Linked DNA regions of Homo sapiens: all the other regions are linked to region 3. The links are chromatin loops, found by intact Hi-C in ENCODE. Cell type or tissue: PC-3. All regions are shown on one strand. Each heading gives the region's core, and the rest is flanking DNA. Links, peaks and the distances in the headings are about the cores only.

Region 1 (6,262 bases), core at 426-5,425, 290 kb before region 3:
GAGCTCTTGGATGGAAGCATGCTGGCGTGACTGGAAACAGCTGGTGTGGTGGAAACAGTATGAGCGAGGAAGCTAGCAGTTGATGATGAGGTCAGGGAACTAACAGGGGCCCGATCATGTACAGCCAGTGGAAGGACTTTGACTTTTGCTCCTGCTTGAGCCATGGCTTGAGAGCCATGGGAGGGTTTCATAAAAAGGATGGTAGAATCTGACTTCTCTTGTAAAAGGATTGCCCAGGTTACTATGTTAAGCAGGAAGGCAAAGATAGAAGGAGAAACAGCAGTTAGGAGGTGATTTCAGCAATGCAGGCAGATGAGAGCATGGTAGCTTGGACCAAGGTGATAATAATGACAGTGATCAGAAGGAGTCATATTGTGCATTTATTTTCAAAGTAGCACATCGGGATTTGCTGATGGATTGGAAAAAGGTGTTAGAAAAGTCAAGAATGACCTCTCTTGTGGCCTTAGAAACTGGGAATAATGAAGGACAAGCGAGTCTGGGGAGGGTAGAGATAAGAAGTGTCATTTTTAACATATTAAAATTTGAAATATGTACTAGGTATACAAGTGTAGAGATATTAAATAGGCAACTAGATGTACAAGTTGTAATTTAGAGAAGAGGTTTGGCCAGAGATATAAATTTGAGAGTTGATAGTAGATGGTGTTTAAAGCCATCAGATCAGATGAAATGACCAAGGGAGAGAGGAGAGATGAAGACAAGACTGATTCCTCGAGCACTCCCACCTTAGGAGATCAGGAATCCACGGAGGAACTCATAAGAAAACTAAGAAAGTAGCCATGAGATAGGAGAAAATCCAGAACAGTGTCCTGGAAACAAGTGAAGAAAAATGTTTCAAGAAGAAGAGAGAGATCAGCTGAGTTAAATTCTACTGATGGGTTAAATAAAATGAGAACAATATTACATTTGGCAATGTGGAAGTCACTGGTGTCTTTGACGAGATCCATTTTGGTAGAGTCATGGAAGATGAAAGCTTGATAAGAGTGCATTTAAAAGAAAATGGAAAAGAGGGAACTTCTGATTGTGTACAAGATGGAATGAATGCACTCATCCCTATTCCTCCTGCTAAGAAAAACCCTGGAGATTATATGTAAAACAAACACGATGATTCTGAATGATGAAGAGAAGGCAGACCAACCAGGGACCTTGGAACCTGAGGAATGGCACAGTGCTTGAGTGCTATCAGTGGAGGCCTAATGGAGAGTTTGGATTTTCACCCTTTCCCAATAGGAATGAGGTGCCTCTCCTGTCCCATGGTAAATACATGGTCTTCCATCTCCAACTGGAAATAACATGATGGTCCCCTTCCTGGCAGGGTATCTGAGAAGGCCAGTTAAAACAGAAGATTTAAATAAGATCCAGAGTCTCATTGCATAACACCTAATATGTCCAGGATACAAACAAAAATCACTTGTCATAACAAGAACCAGAAGAATCTCAAATTTAAAAAAATCAACAGCCATCAAAACCTATGTGACACAGATGTTGGGATTATATTACAAGGATTTTAAAGCATCCAACATAAGAACGCTTCAAAGAGCAATTATGACCAGACTTGAGTGAAAAAATAGAATGATGAGTGAAATAAATAGAAAAATGAGTGAAAAAATAGAAAATTTCAGCAAAGAAGTGATATAAAGGAGAACCAATCGGAAAGTTTATAACCAAAAAATACAATAACTAAACTTTGAAAACTCATTGGATGGGCTCAACAGCAGAATGGAGAATATGGAGGAAACAATGATAGAACTAGATGATAAGACAGTAGAAATAACCTAGTTTGAACAACAGACAGAAATAGACTGGGAAAAAAAAAAAAAAGATGAACAGAGCCTGTGGAACTATAACAACAGATATAGCATTCATGTTACAGGAGACCCAGCAGGAGAGAAGAAAAAAGTGTGGTGCTGAAAATGTATTTGAAGAAATCATGACAAAAATTTTCCAAAATTTGAGAAAAGACAACTTACAGATTCAATAACTGACCAAACCCCTAGCAGAATAAACCCCAAGAAACCCAGGCCAAGATACAGAGTTTTCTGTACCTGGAACAGTGAATGGCACACAGTAAGTGTTCAGCACATAAATAAATGCATATATCACTTAACTCAGGTTATGGTGTCCCAGTACTATTGGCAGTGGCCACTTAAATCTACATAGGCTTGGAGTCATAAAGATTTATTTTAAATTTTAATTATTTTATCTGCATTATATTTTAGAGTTAACTTATCTACTCTTGTATCTATTGTTAGATTACAGAGGTTGCCAGGATAACAGATCAACAATAACAAAAAATAGAATATATTCTTGTCAAACTTTATCCAGTTTAGTAAATCACTATTCTACATAATCTAAAGGGTATTCAAAGTGACTACAAAATGGATTTAAAAATGAGATAATCTGGTCAAGAAAAAAATAAAATGGAACAGTATGAGCAAGGAAGAGAGTAGTTGGTGATGAGGTCAGAGAACTAACAGGGGGCCCGATCATGCATAGCTGTGTACATGGAAGTCTTAAGGTAAGGACTTTGACTTTTGCTCTTGCTTGAGCCATGGCTTGGGAGCCACGGGAGGGTTTCAGATAGGAAAAATAAAATGAAACTAGAGGTGAGTTTAATATAAAATGCAATCTGTAAAATCCTGTTCACTTGCCGGGGGTGGGGAATACCAAATATTTGGCTCCAAGCTTTCTAGCAGCCAATGCAAAAAAAGAAATAAAGGGCATGATTCCTACGGAGAGCAAAGCCTCTTCCTAGAGCCATGTTCCCTGCTCTACCAGTAGATGGCGCACATTCCATGTGATGAGGATTAAGGAGCAAACTCTTCAAGGCAGGGCTTCTAAACTGAGCCTAAAATTAATATCAATCATTCTTTCTGAACTACGTGCCTGGCTATTTAATTCACCATATAGTTCTTAGTGCAGCTTTGGGAGAATTTGCTATTATCTCCTTTAAAGATAAGGAGACAGGATTACAGGTAAAACTGGCTCAAGCCCAGATTTGAGTCTCTACTCTTTCTATTGCACCAGGCAGGCAACTTGCTATTATTTGGAAAACCTAAGGCAGGTTTTACTCTAATTGGTGGGACTCTTTGACTGGGAGGCTTTCTTAGTGCCACTGCCACAAGATGCAGTAAGAGTCGGAGGCGAATTTGGGGTTCTGACATAAAGTAGCTGTTTCAGATCAGGGAAATCGTTTAATCCGCGTGACTCAACTTCCTCTTCTGCCAAATGGGAATGACAAAATCTGCTCCACTTAACTCTGGAAGTGGTGTGAGGATAGCAGAGGGAAATAGATGTGAAAACACAAAGTAGAAAACATTCTATAGGAATGCTGTATTAAACCCAAGATTTATCGAATTCCTACAATGAGCTGGGTGCTGCGGTAGTCCTGTCAGGTGGTATTATTCAAAGTGTGGTCCATGGCCCACTGCTGGTCCACAAACTGTTTGTTGTTGGTTTGAATCGAATGGGATAAAATGGAAAGAAAGTGTTCCAAAACCTTAACAATTTGTCAGAGTAATTTTATGTCTGTTGAATATAATCATGAAAGAGTTGCACTTGTATTTTGTGTTTTTGTTTTTATTTCATTTTTCTAGTAATTTATTGGTATTGTATTTTATAAAAGTATTGATACACGATATATTTTAGGGAAAATGAGTTTTTCCTATGAATAGTTTGAAAAGCACTGCTGTAAGGAATATAAAGTAAAATATAGGACATGGGCCTGCCATCAAGGAGCTTGCAGGCTAGTTGGTGAACAGGTAGCAGAGTGGTTCAGAGACGCCACTACCACTATTCCACTGTGCTTTAACTCCTCTATGGAACAGAAGTCTATACAGAGCTGAGGAACTTACAAGTGAAAGATCTTCAAATCCTCAAAAACATTCCCTAAACAAACCCTCATATCTGCTGCCATAGAATAGTAGCAACTCTAGCTAGACTTGGACTTCTCTCACATGGAGGGCAGCCTGACATGGGATTTTTTTTTTTTTGAGACAGAGTCTCACTCTACTGCCCAGGCTGGAGTGCAGTGGTGTGATCTCGGCTCACTGCAACCTCCGACTCCCGGGTTCAAGCAGTTCTTCTGCCTCAGCCTCCCAAGTAGCTGGGACTACAGGCGTGCACCACCATGCCTGGCTAATTTTTTTGTATTTTTAGTAGAGACGGGGGTTTCACCATGTTGGCCTGGCTGGTCTCGAACTCCTGACTTCAAATGATCCACCTGTCTCGGCCTCCCTAAATGCTGGGATTATAGGCATGAGCCATCACACCTGGCCTGACGTGGAATTTTTAAAAAGTAAAATTTCTCATGAAGGTCACTTGTCAAAAATTATCCTTCAATCAAACACTATTCTTGTTTTTCTATATTACTTTTAAAGATATATAATTGAATGGGTAATACACATCCATGGCACAAAATTGAGAAGGTGCATAGCTCTACATCCACATACTGTATTGTAGAGAATTTTGCATATAAGTACATAAAAAAGTTTTCTCATTTTTTTTTTTTGAGATGAGGTCTCACTTTGTTGCTCAGGAAGGAGTGCAGTGGTGCAATCAAGGCTCACTGCAGCTTTGAACTCCCAGATTCAAGTGATCCTCCCATCTCAGCTTCCTGAGTAACTGGGACCACAGGTGTGATGCCACACCTGACTAATGTTTGTATTATTTCTAGAGACAAGTTCTCACTACGTTGCCCAGGCTGGTCTTGAACCCCTGGGCTCAAGCGATCCTCCCACCTTGGCCTCCCAAAGTGCTGTGACTATTGGTGTGAGCCACTGCATCCGGCCTTTCATTCTTTTTCTTTTTTTTTTTTCCATTGGAGAGATGCACCATTATTTATTTGATCAGTCCCCTATTGAGGGACATCTGGTTGCTTCCCAGTTTTTATTATTACAAACAATGCTACAGTGAATAACCTCGTTCATATAACATTTTACACCCATGCAAACATAACTGAAGGAAATATTTCTGGAAATTAAATTTTGGGATCAAAGTCTCATATATTCTTAATTTTTATAGTTATTGCAAAATTGCCCTCAATTGACTAATTGCACTCCCACCAACAATTTATGAGAGGACTTACCCTCCCACCCCTGCTTTGTCAACACAGTGTATTATTATTACTACTATCATTATTATTATTATTTGAAGCAGTCTCATTCTGTCGCCCAGGCTGGAGTGCAGTGGTGCGATCTTGGCTCACTGCCACCTCCGCCTCCTGGGTTCAGGTGATTCTCCTGCCTCAGCCACCGGAGTAGCTAGGATTATAGGCATGCACCACCACACCCACCTAATTTTTGTATTTTCAGTAGAGATAGGGTTTCTTCATGTTGGCCAGGCTGGCTTCAAAATCCTGGGCTCAAGTGATCTGCCCACCTTGGCCTCCCAAAGTGCTGGGATTACAGGCATGAGCCACTGTGCCCGGCCAACACAATCTATTATAAATATTTAAAACTTTGCCAGTGGTATCTCATGGTAGCTTTCATTAGCATTTCTCCAGTTATGAGGTTGGCTATCCATTTTTGGTATAGAAGCCATTTGTTAATTTTGATACCCTGCTCTCCAGGCACAGGGCAATTACAAATGACTTCAGATCACTTTATCATCAGCATTTCCTAACCTACTGTTTTGATAGATCCCCTGAGCTAGAGAACTTTGTTCATTTTCTTTTATTCTGCCCCATTTTTTGTTCTAGAACTATCCCAGGCATTTCTTAGGCACTCGGGAAATTTTACTTTAAAATCAGTATTTCTAGCGGCTAGCACAATGGCTAGCATAATAGTAAGGGCTCAAAAAATGTGAAACAAATAAATAAGAACCATACAAGAAACATTCACTTACCACTCTACATGGCTACGTACTCATCTAACTGTCTCTATTTGCAATGCCAATTTTAAAATGAAAGTTAAAGCTGCATTTAGACATGATAGTTTAGATGTCACTGTGGTCTATTGTTCTAAAGCTTTTTCTTTTGCAATATTAAGTCTGAAGTGCTACCTTTTGTTATACAGAGAAATTCCGTTTTTTTTTAATAAGCTTTAAGATCACAATGTATTTACTCTTTGCTCTGTAAGACCTGAAATGGCTCTTGACCTGTTAACAGTTTGTTGACCATCATGGGAGGTGGGGTGGGAACATCTTTTCAATTTTGTCCAGGGTAGGGGGAGGAGAGCAGAGGACTCATTATGTTGATCTATCTTCACTCTCTTGGCCAAACCCACTCACTTCCATGGGCACAAAC
Region 2 (6,262 bases), core at 426-5,425, 100 kb before region 3:
AGTGAAATGCCATCTGGCAAAATCGAGAAGAGAGTGTGGCCTGAGAGGGGAATGTTCAGCCTCACTGTCACATTAAGGGTACCTCAAAATACATGGTCCTTCCAGTGTGTTCCTTTTCCTTCCTCCATTTCACTTTGTCCCCTCTTCTTCCTTTCTCTCCCATTTTCCTGGCTTTTTAGCACTCAGCTTTTTTTTATAAGTATGTATTTACTTTTTATTATATATTTGGTCCTTTGGGACTTTGTGATGATTAAGAATTTATTCCATTCAGGATTTTAAAATGATGTGTTTAATATTTTGTTCTCTTAAACTCTTTTGAAGCTATGCTGCTAACCAGGTATAGGCCAGAAAGGAGGTGGCCCAGTCAGTACCTTGCTCACGTCAGCTAAGGGGGACAGTGATGTCATGTGGGTGACTCTTCTTCATTTGACCAAGGCCAGCCTCCTGTTCTTACCTCTGCCCATTCATTTCTGGCTATGGGAAAACTACCACCTGTTGAGTGAGCCAATGAGGCCAGGAAGATCAGAGGGGCTGGGTTCCGGCCCATGGGCCACTATTTGAATTTCTCTGTAGTAAGCTCTTTGTAGGGCTGGCTCCAACTGCAGTAGCCAAAGAAAACCTGTCTGACTCGACATTTTAATGCCTGAGAGTTGGTGAAAGTTCAGCTGAAGCTAATGTCTAGACATCAGCAGTAACTAGGCATCCAGAAAGTAGCTTCAACCAAAGCTAATAGAGCCCAAGTTTCCGCAGGAAGTTTGGTGCTGAGCTGTCCAGAGCAGTTGTTTATCTGAGTGTTGCTAGCCCTTAGCCATGCTTTCTTAGCTTTATTCTCGCCTGTTCCTAGGCATAGCCTGAACCAGAGCTATGGCTCACTGCTCGCTTTATTCTACTCCCTAGTCATGCGGAACAACATAGTCTAAAAAGGAAGATGTGGACTGGGGAGTTAGGAGACCTGATTTCTATTCCCTATGCTTCTACTAACTAGCCTCGAGATCTTAACCGCTCTGTGCCTCAGTGTTCCCATCTGCAAAATGGGGATAGTGTTAATTGCCCTACCTACCTCACAGGGTTGTTGTGAGGATAAACTGAGACAATGAATTCAAAGCAAGTTGACAAGTAAGTGCTATGCAAATTGTAAGAAATGGAAACAATCATGTTAAAAGCAATGGAATGGACATTGGCAGAAGGGTTAATGGATTGTCCAGCCCTTTCTCTGTGTGGCTTAAACCCAGGTCGCCATTGCTTTATACATTTTCACTTAGCACAGATTTGTAATTATGCATGTAATAAAGCACAGCCTTATCCACCCTGGTGTCTGGTGTGTTTCTAAAGACCCTAAACTTGGTAGCTATTGATTTCTGATCAGAAAACCACAGGGGCAGAGTGGAAGGTTCAGGGGAGGGTAGCACAAAACACAACTGCAAACCCCTACTGGCAGGCCCACTGCTTAAAAAGATTTATTAAATAGTTATTTTCACATTTACAGACTCAGTAATACTCTTTACCATAAGGAGGCAAATAAGAGGCAGCTTGCGTTTTTGGAGATGTTCCAGATACCCGGATACCTCATTCATTGTGGCTACTTAAATGTTCCTGTCTCATACATTGGTGATACTTTCCTGATGATGTGAGAATTGGCTGGGAGCTGTATTTTTCTCTCTCTTTGAGCTCTTAATGATGTAAGGTCGTGGGCTTTGACAGGCCTCTTGCCTACAGCTACTTTGTACAAGGAGGAGGATGGGTAATCAAAACGGTCCTCCCATGAATACTAGGATTCTTAGTACCCTCTTTATGGTGTATTGGGATTAAAATGTCTTCTGTACGAAATCCTCTGAAGTTACCCTGTAGATTAAAGTGGGGTGAGGTATGGGGAGGTTGCTGTATCTGTGGACATTTTCATGCCTTGCTGGAACACGGAAAGCTACACTTTGAAGTACAGCTTTCCTACTTTCTCACTCTATTTTTCCTGTGTCTCACTCCCCCACTCACTCCTGCTCTCTGTTAGCCAGGCAGTACTAGGAAGACAGTGTACCATGTGTCCAAGTTTTACTTTAAGAATTTCCCTAGTTGACATTTGATCACACCTGCACTGGTGTTGACTTGATTTCTTGTTGCTACTGAGAACTTTAATGCCTTTGGCCTAGTTGGTGTCATTTCAGGAAGGACACCTCTGTGTGAAAATGACTCCCTCATAAGCCTAAAATCCCACAAAATTTCAGTTATTGATGTTATTTATCATTTTACCGTACCCCTTCCACACTACCGTCATTCCTGCCTCTAATCTCTATACCTTTTAAGAAATAGCATTACATCTGTTACCAGCTATCAACAACTTGCTGTGAATCAGAGTGTCATGTCTAGTCACTGTAGAGCTCAGATAAAAGGTGCTTTGATGGAGTATGAAGTACAGACCTATCCATCATCTCTTACAGGAGCAGCCCAGAGAAAAAGCTGGAAATAACCACCAGATGTCAGTGCAATCATTAAAATACTGATGTGGCTGAGGTCTGGCCGGAGGGGAACTGTGAGGGGTAGGCAGGGCAGGAAGCATTAATTCATATATGTAGCTCGGTGCTGGGAATGCAAAATTCAATCATATGAGTATTTCTTCCTTTATCAGACATTCTCTTAATGTATATAATACACTTTATGCTTTTCTTATTGTTTTTAAAGAAATCAACCACAAGGCAGTCCCTGCCTGTAAGGAGCTTACTGTCCTGGTATCTGAAAGTTGTAGTTTCTTTTTCTAAGCAATGTCCCAGGTGAAAACATTGAGGAAAGAAGGGCTCTAATTCCTCCCTCAGTAGGGGTGGCCATATCATTTGCTGTATGACTGGGGCACTTTTGACAGTGGGAGGGACAACAGGCATAAACTAGGACTCTCCCAGGGCAACCAAGAAGTGCGGTGGTTCTGTTCCTCAGGGATCTTCAGCTCCTGTCCTTTGGAGTCTAGCTCCAGGCCTCCCAAGCTCTTTTCCTAGCATCTCAGGCTCTGCCCTCCCCTTGAGCTCCCAAGGCCCCTCCCCTGGACTCTCTTTCCTCCCTCATAATAAGCCCTCTCAACTGCCACTGGGTTGTGGGATAAGAGAAATGCTCAAACAACCTCAAGTAAAAAATTCATATATCAAAAACAAAAATAGAGCTCTGAGAAGAGAGCAACGTTCAGGGTAAGAGGTTCACTGGGGCCTCCTCAAGCTGCCAGGTTGAGGATTTTCTATACCTATATGTTGCCCACTGCTAGTGTCTCTAAATCGACCATTTGAGCATCTTCATTCCAGAGGTTGCAGATAGAAGAGAAGGTAGAGAAGAGGGAATAAGCATAGGATTTGATGCCAGAGGACCTGGACTCAAGGTTTACTACCTTGAGGAATTGGCTACCTTTCTTTTATTATTTTTTTGAAGACAGAGTCTCACTGTGTTGCCCAGGTTGATCTATAAAGTCCTGGGCTCAAGCGATCCTCCCACCTCAGCCTCCCAAAGTGCTGGGATTACAGGCATGAACCACTGTGACCAGCTACCTTCCTTGATGAAACAAAACTCAGGATCTCTATGTTTGGCCTTGGATGAACAGCCTCCTCTTGAAAAGGGGCTTCTGCATCTCACAGTATGGCTTTGTGTTCCACAAGATTCTCCTTGCCTTGGAGGCAGTTTTCCTAGTTACCTCACTGGCCTAGGGGTGTGGTGGAGATCATCCCCTTTTTAATATTCTGGCTCAAGTGTGCCTCCAGAGCCCAGCTGAGCTGAAAGTAGAACTTTTCATCTAAAAGTTTGGGAAAAATGGGAGAGAGCCTTCGTGATGTACCATGAAATCAGCCTAGCTCACCCATATTGGTGGCTCCCAAACCTAGCTGTACATCAGAATCATCTGGGTATTAAAAAAGAGATTCCTGGACAGTTTGGCTCCAGACCTTGAGCTAGTATTTGGAAAACCCTGGAAGAGCATTCCAGGCTTCATCTCACCCTAAAGTCATATCAGCCTCCTGTGTGTGGGCACCATCTTAACACCTGCCACCACCTGAGAGAACTCCTTGTCCTTCTGCTTGTTCACTATTGTATCCCAAGCATCAAGTGTAGTGCCTAGCACAGAGCAGGACCTCAGAGAATACAGTGCTTGCTGAACACTGGCTGGTGGTGCAAAGCTGGACTGCTTAGTTCCTGTTTCCTGCCTGGAGATATGTCTCTTACCTGGTTGTATACCACCTTCTGGGCACACTACACTTACCCGGCCACAGGGGGTTCTGGCTCTTACATTACAAGTCACAACCTGATCATCACCATTGAAGTACAACCCTGTGTGAGTGATGGAGGGCATGCTTATTTCAGGCTCTTTTACTTCTTCACCAAGTGATTTTAGGCACATGACTTGACCTTTCTGGACCTCAGTAACCTCATCTGCAAATTAAGAATGATGATAAAACCTGCCTCATTGGACCATCAAGATGATAAATTGAAAGTAGGTACTCACTGGGCTTTACAAATTGGCTATATGAACATCATTGTTATTCATTTGGTCCTGTGAGCTAAAAGAGCTAATGTATGAGGAATAGTCACTTCATTCAACCAATATTTAATGAGCTCCTACTCAGTGCCATGTACTATACTAAGTACTAGGGATACAATAAAAGGAAAAAACAGATCCATTCCCTGCATGACAATCCAAAATAGTCCATTTTGAATGGCATAAACCAGCAGTCTTTTTGTTGTTGAGACAGGGTCTTGCTCTATTGCCCAGGCTGGAGTGCAGTGGCTGATCATAGCTTGCTGAAACCTCAACCTCCTGGGCTCAAGCAATCCTCCCACCTCAGCCTCCTGAGTAGCTGGCACTACAGGCATGCCCCACCACACCCAGCTAAGTTTTGTATTTTTTGTAGAGATGGGGTTTCACCATGTTGCCCAGGCTGGTCTCAGACTTCTGAGCTCGAGAGCTCCACCTGACTTGGTCTCCCAAAGTGATGGCCAGCAGTCTTTTCTAGTGATAAGATATTTTTACCCCTTCAAGTCCAATGTTTGCGGGCTTGGCAGCCTCTCCTTTATATTAACAGAATCTTGGAACCTCTCCCACCACAATGTTTCCTGACTATTTTTCCCTTTGAGACTCTGAATATGTCACTAAATCAGGGCATCCCAGGTACACTCAAACCAGTCTTGTCATTTATGGTTTTCAAGAGGGACACACTCACTTTATTCCTCCCTGTTCCAACTCCCATTTGGCCACATCTGAGCCTACAAAGACACTCAGAAAACCCTTGCCCCAGAGATCACCCAGCCTGACAAAGTTCCTTGTACCCCATCCGCCCTCACCTTGTCCTCAAGCATGATGCCTCTTGCTAGTTCTAGTTACAAAATAAAAACTCCCTTGTCTATAAGTGGATACCAACAGATATGACTGTGTGTATGTGGAAATGAGGGTTGTCTTCATTAGCAATAATATACCAGAAGTGCTTTATTACACAAACATCCTTGAACTTTACTACAACCCTGTGATATAGGCAAAATATGAAGAACCCAAGACTTGGTTGTGATTTGCTCAGTAACTCAGAGGCAGGAAGTGATGTAACAGAAACTGGAACTCAATGTCTTTGACCCCAAGCCCAATGATCTACTACTAATTTTGTGGCTCAGTGCTCCTGTTCATCCTGAACATTTTCAGGCCAATTTATGGGAAGAAGGTAACAGAAGCTTGCCTGGTGAAGTTGGGCAGTTGGCCTGGTGTTAAAAATTTACTGTGGGTAAGAATCTGTATAGAGACATATAGATGATTAGAAACAATTCTAGGAAGGGGATCTCCAAAGAGATTTCTTTTAAAATGTGAATGTGAAGAAATTGAGAAGTGGAAATGGGTGGGGGTTGAGGAGCAGTGTCTGGAGTCCTGTATTTATTAATTTGCCTCCCTTAGTATTATTTGGAGTTTTACCAAGAGCTTGTATTACTTTTATTATTTTTTTACAAGTAAAGTAAAGATCCAGGAAAGGAAATAATATTTTTATATGTGATTATAAGGATGTGTTCATCTCATCAATTGGAAGCTAAATTTGTTTTTCCTATGAACTAATGATGAACAATGAAAACTAAAGCCTCAGGTCCAGTAAGTGGATGTTATGATGAGAATTTCCATCCCTAGCGGGGGGGCCATATGACTCATGCTGGCATCGGGGGCTGTTTTCTCTCATAATCTAACACAGCAGCCAGAATTATCCTTTTAAAACATTAATCAGATCATGTCACTTGCTGGATTTGAAACCTTTTGGTGACTTCCCATTAT
Region 3 (6,262 bases), core at 800-5,799:
AAAGAAATGAAAGAAAGTAAAATCAAAAAAAGAAAAGAAAAGAAAGCTAAGCTCCTACCTTCCCATAGAGACAGGGAGACATGGACCCTATTTTTCTTGATCATTACATTACAAAGGGATGGCTTCCAGGTTGTTGAGAAAGACAGTCCTGGGTTGTAGAAGATACATCTTAAAAGAAGAGAGAAAGAATTTACAATTGCAAGTTTTCTAAAGTACATGCTGTAAGGAAGGGAGTCAGGGCCTGTAGTCAGGTTTTGGCCTGAACAAACAGTAAATTCTTTTGGCAGCAATGAACTGTCTCAGGAAGGCATTTTAAGGGGGGCTAGGATTGTCATACTAGGGAAATGGCCTTTTGGCAGCTTTGAACTGTCTCAGGAAGGCATTTTAAAAGGGCTGAGATTGTCATCCTAGGGAAATGGCCTTGAGCTGATAGAAACTACGCTGGTGTTTGTTCAAGTCTCTTAGTGTGTGTATGTATTGGGGGGCAGGTGGATGAAATTGTGCCGAAAGTTGCAGTTCTTATAGGCCAAAGTTGAGGCCTAGCTGAGAAGTGGGCTTAGAGAAGCCTGACTAAAGTTTGATCATGAAGAGGGTCTTTGTTGCTTTTCCTATACCATCCTTTTGTCAAGGGGCAACTTTTGATGATTAAAGACAAAGTTGGAGCTCCTGTGTCTGGCTCATCTCTGTGGAATATGAAGCAAAGGAAGAAAATGTTTACCTATTCTCCAAGCACAAGAAATCATATCTCTAAGAGATTAAAAATAAAACAAAACAAAAACAAAAACAAAAACTCTGTGTCTCCCAGCCCGGAAAGGAACAACCATGATTCATGCCTGGAAAATGTCTTAGTAATCCCCAGATGACAAAGAGAGAACTACTATGGATGATTAGAGCACTCTCCCAGGGCACCTGAATCCTGTCATCCTGGAGGCTAACCAGGAGCAGGTAAGGGCAGCATTTGGATGTGAAACCAATGAGCAAAATGTAAGGGAAGAATCAAGGCAGACCTGGCTCAGTCATAGGTCACGGTACATTTACTGCCTCTTCCTTCTCTTCTCGAGGCTCTCAAATTGGTCTGTACTGAGTAGAGGGGGTGGAGGGCAGGTGAGGGATAAGGGATATTCAAATAGTCAAAGTAAGGAATATATTGTATTAGTGTGTGAAGGTGTGTGAATAGTCTGCACTTAGGTTTGCCTTTAATAGCCAAATATTGAGATATTAAACACAAAAGCCTTGGTCATCATTTTTTTTCTAAGCACCATCATCTATTTTGTAACCTTGTTTATTCTACCCAAACTTCTTCTCTTTCACACAAACTTGTGAATAAGAGTGCAAATCAATACTTTAAATACACTCTCGGTTTGCATTTGGCTAGAAAAAACTATGAAGATAATAAAAATGGGACCTGCGTTTATAATATAATTATCATGAATAATGGCAAAAGGAAATTAAATGAAGTGAACCATCAGCCTTCATGAAATCACTGTCTGTCTGGTAGTCTTGCTGGGTGTCTTCCAGCCTCAGATTTAGCCTACCTTTTATGTGATGACACAATGACCATTTAGAAAATGGGCAGTGATGCCAATGATTATCAGACATCATTTACTGTGGACCAATATAATTGGGAACACCACTTCTTTTTCTCCTGATTTGGTTTTCCTGCCATGAGAGTACACAATGACATTTAGAGCAGCTTCATGCAACCATACTAAAGTGAAAAATTAGTCATTTTGAACATCTTGGCAGTGGAACTGTATAATTACTTCTGTCAAGTGTTTGTGTTTTGTCTGCATTGTACATATTTTTTCTTTCCTATGAGTGATTGGAGGAGTGGAGGGGGAAAATAAAGGACTTTTAAAGTCTATAAACATTATCATAAAAAAATTTCAGGGGGCAACTGCTAAAGATAAGTGGAGTCTTAGGAATGTTAGGGGTTCTTTTATAGGCAGGGGCTTAATTAGGCAGCTAAAGTTCTGTTCCATAACCTTGCGGTAGAAAATGACTTATGGCTAATTTTGAGGGGTGGGCTTGGCTTGGCAGTGGCTATTTCTGGTCAGGCTCTTCCCTTTTATAATTATGAAATTTCCTTCCCCTGATTTCCTAGAACATTTGCTTATTGTCAGGATAATTCATCTGACATTTACTAAATCTGGCCTTGTAGAGTTAATTACCTTTTCCTATTCCTAGATTACCTACATTGCAAGCCTAGAAGGTTATCTATCTCTTTTTCATTGCATCCACCACAATACTGGGCACACAGGTGGGCTCAAGACACAAGGTTTTGGAATTTTTAGGGCAGAAAACATAATTCAGAAATCACAGCGTCATGGGATCTGTAAAAATGACCAAAAAACTTGGTTAGCTATCTGAGTGGGCAGGCTTCTTTCCCAGAGCAGTAATTGTCACACTTTGGCGTGCATCAGAATCACCTGGAGGGCTTCAGTTTCTCATTCTACGGGTCTGGAGTGGGGACTGAGAATTTGCCTGGTACTGTGTATTACATGCATTATCTCAATTCACGCACAGCCTTATGAAATGCCTACCACTTTAATTATAAATGACTCGCTGGAGCGCAGAGGCCACGTGACTGGTGGGGGTGCTTGGCAGCACTGGCCACTTCCATCGTCTTGGGGGTGGGGGTGGCGGGGCGCGCGCGTGTGTGTGTGTGGTGATTAGCATGCCTTTTATTTCTTTCAGGGTCTGGAGATAGAAGAGAAATTCCCTGAGAAAAAGAAAAGTAGAAAGGTATTTACTCTGATCTTCTGGCCCCATCTGGTGGTTTTAAGTCTGACTAAAAAAAAAAAAAAAAAAAGCGCTGATTCGTGATCTCCCCCTGCTGGTGAGAATGGTGGGGTCAATCCGGCCGCCTCTCGTACCAGTTGTTCTGAGGTGCATTTCTGTGGAAGCATTTCCGTCATTCTGAGACAGTTGGGCTGAGGCGGTTGGTCGCCTCTCTCTCTCTCTCTCTCTGTTCCTCATCTACATTTTGATTGGTTTATTTTTGTATTGTTTTCTTTCAGTTTCCGATAGGTGGAGAACATTCTGCTAATAGCTTTTCTTCCAGTCCATTTGTGGCTTGTTAAAGGTACAACATGTATTGTCAGTCGTGACGAGAGCTTTTTGCCTTATATATTGATTATATATTATAAATATAGAAGTATATCCTGTGTCAGGCTGGAGATGTGGGAGGAAAACTGGCTGAGGGAACTAGCCTTTAATTAGTTTATTTCCTCCCTGTCAAACCAACAAACTTTTCTGGAACATCTGAAAAAATAACCTTTAAAAAGTACTTCAGGCTGACCGTGGTGGCTCACGCCTGTAATCCCAGCACTTTGGGAGGCCGGGGCGGGCAGATCACCTGAGCTCAGGAATTCGAGACCAGCTTGACCACCATGGCGAAACCCCGTCTCTACTAAAAAGACAAAAATTAGCCGGGCGTGGTAGCGCGCGCCTGTAGTCCCAGCTACTCGGGAGGCTGAGGCGGAAGAATCGCTTGAAACTGGGAGGCAGAGTTGCAGTGAGCCAAGATGGTGCCACTGCACTCCATCCTGGGTGACAGAGCAAGACTCTGTCTCAAAAGAAAAAAAAAACTTAAATATACAGTTACTTGGTGACAAAATGTTTATCCTGCCCTGCAGATAGTGTATCAGTGAATGAATGTATTAAACATTACAGCTGGGTGCAGTGGCTGCGGCAGGAGGATGGCTTGAACTGGGAGGCAAAGGTTGCAGTGAGCCAAGATGGCGCCACTGCACTCCAGCCTGGGCGACAGAGTAAGACTCTTGTCTCAAAAGAAAAAGAATTAAATAGCCAGGCGCAGTGGCTCACGCCTGTAATCCCAGCACTTTGGGAGGCTGAGGCAGGCGGATCACGAGGTCAAGAGATCGAGACCATCCTGGCCAACATGGTGAAACCCCGTCTCTATTAACAATACAAAAATTAGCTGGGCATGGTGGCATGCGTCTGTAGCTACTTGGGAGGCTAAGGCAGGAGAATCACTTGAGTCCAGGAGGCAGAGGTTGTAGTGAGACGAGATCGTGCCACTGCACTCCAGCCTGAACGACAGAGTGAGACTCTTGTCTCAAAAGAAAAAAAAATTAAATAGCTGGGCACGGTAGCTCACGCCTGTAGTGCCAGCACTTTGGGAGGCTGAGGCAGGCGGATCACGAGATCAAAAGATCGAGACCATCCTGGCCAACAAGGTGAAACCCCGTCTCTACTAAAAATGCAAAAACTAGCGGGACATGGTGGCATGCGTCTATAGCTACTTGGGAGGCTGAGGCAGGAAAATCACTTGAGCCCGGGAGACAGAGGTTGCAGTGAGCCGGGATGGCGCCACTGCACTCCAGCCTGGCGACAGAGCGAGATTCCATCTCAAAATAAATAAATAAATAAATAAATAAAATATACTATTACTTGGTAACAGCTGGGCGCTGCGGCTCACTCCTGTAATACCAGCACCTTCGGAGGCTGAGGCGGGAAGAAAGCTTGAGGGCAGGACTTTGAGACCAGCCTGGGCAACATAGCAAAACTTCCGTCTCTACCAAAAAATAAATGAAATAAAATAAAATTAGCAGTGTGTTGTGGTGCCCGCCTGTAGTCCCAGTTACTCGGGAGGCTGAGGTGGGAGGATCACTTGAGCCTGGGAGTGGGAGGTTGCAGTGAGCCGAGATCATGCCACTGCACTCCAGCCAGGACGACAGAGCAAGACTGTCTCAAAAGAAAAAATAATAAAAATGAAATATAGTATTACTTTATGACAGCTGGGCACGGTGGCTCACTCTTGTAATTCCAGCACTTTGAGAGGCTGAGGTGGGAGTATTGCTTGAAGGCAAGAGTCTGAGTTTGAGACCAGCCTGGGCAACAGAGCAAAACCTCCATTTCTACCAAAAGAAAAAAAAAATTAGCTGGGTGTGGTGGCGCGTGCCTGTAGTCCCAGTTACTCCGGAGGCTGAGGTGGGAGGATCGCTTGAGCATGGGAGGTTGATGCTGTAATGAGGAGTGATCTCGCCAACTGCACTCCAGCCTCCTGTGCCTCTTGCTCTCAAGTCAGGATGATGAATCGGGGTAATGACTTCATGTGGTCACTAGGAGGTCGCAGCTGTTGGAAAACGTATTCCCATGCAGTAGGAGAACACCCCGTAAAAAAGCCGTCTTGAGAAGGTGTTCCTCCAATTAAAAGGGAAATTGGTGATTTCTCTTGACAGAATCACTCCCCATCCTAAAAACTGCATTTTTGTGTATGTCGTATTTATTGATACATTTCCTTAATATTTCCATTATGAAGATATGTATAGGTTCAAGGAAGGCAGTAACTGTCTCTGTGTACAACCTAGCAGTGGCTCATGTGCTTAGACACTCAGTAACTCTTGGTGATGTTGAGATGATTATGACAATAGTGATGGTGTTGATTATAAGAGTGGACTCAATCATTTGTGTCTTCTGAAATTCTCAACAGTTTTACATTCACCTAGTGAATTTATAAATTCACATATCACATTCTGCCTTGTGGTGTATTTGTTTCATTATGAGCTTTATCTTTCCAAAAACAGGACTTCTTGAAGAGAATGACTGTGTTTTGCCCATTTTCACTTACCCTGCTAAGGGTAGCACAGGTTCATATATATTAGCAAATGCCTAATGATATTTACATAATTGAAAATAAGTGGTAATGGTTCTTCAAGAATTGCTAGCCCCAGGACCACATAGAAGTGCTTGGTCAAGGCCAAAAACATTGGGTCATCCTGATCCAAACTGCCTGGATTATTGTAATAACTGGCTAACTGATTCCACTGAATCTATCCTTGCCACTCTTCAATGTAACAGTTTTTAGGAACTGATATACTTTATTAGCTACTCTGTTATTTTTTATAATAGCTTTGTTGAAATATGATTCATATACCATGTAACTCACTCATTTAAAGTGTACAACTCAATTTTTTTAGTATATTGTGTCACAGAGTTGTACAACCATTACCATAATCAATTTAGAGCTTTTTTAATCACCCCCAGAAGAAACCCTATACCCTTTGTCCATCACACTCCAGCCACCCCTCCACCCCTATATCTCCCAGCTTTAGGCAACCACTAATCTACTTTCTGTCTCTATAGGTTTGCCTATTCCAGACATTCAGTATAAATGGAATAATACAATATGTGGTCTTTGGTGACTGGCTTCGTAGCAAAACTTTTTCCAGCAATGAGCTGTAGCAACATGTGTGAAATGTCTGTGAGGGAAGCTCATTGGAGAATCAGTGGCAAG

Evidence for each region. A loop is a pair of places that touch in the nucleus more often than their neighbours do. Peaks named below come from ENCODE experiments on the same cell type or tissue, not always from the same donor. Only the 100,000 strongest peaks of a DNase experiment are listed, where the experiment ranks them.
Region 1: a loop joins it to region 3, with 14 times the contacts of the local background. A loop is called at or near these places in 41 of 110 quality-filtered maps.
Region 2: it touches region 3 in a loop (20-fold over the local background); 21 of 110 quality-filtered maps call a loop at or near these places.

What each region holds. Positions count from the first base shown.
Region 1 is chrX:49,913,019-49,919,280 of GRCh38, forward strand. No RefSeq gene overlaps it. Among named protein-coding and RNA genes, the nearest start is that of CLCN5, 6.4 kb to the right of the region's middle. In PC-3, for the core only: CTCF peaks have their summits at 2,782 (motif pointing right) and 2,982; a DNase peak (open chromatin) is centred at 2,793.
Region 2 is chrX:50,097,925-50,104,186 of GRCh38, forward strand. CLCN5 (chloride voltage-gated channel 5) reads left to right here. Exons shown (of 15, transcript NM_001127898.4): 15 at 1-1,306. Among named protein-coding and RNA genes, the nearest start is that of MIR502, 86 kb to the left of the region's middle. In PC-3, for the core only: a CTCF peak has its summit at 2,440 (motif pointing right); no DNase peak of the experiment used is centred there.
Region 3 is chrX:50,201,866-50,208,127 of GRCh38, forward strand. It overlaps CCNB3 (cyclin B3), which reads left to right and starts at 2,900. Exons shown (of 13, transcript NM_033031.3): 1 at 2,900-3,085. In PC-3, for the core only: CTCF peaks have their summits at 2,804 (motif pointing left) and 3,003; DNase peaks (open chromatin) are centred at 896 and 2,896; H3K4me3 peaks cover 914 bases; H3K27ac peaks cover 350 bases.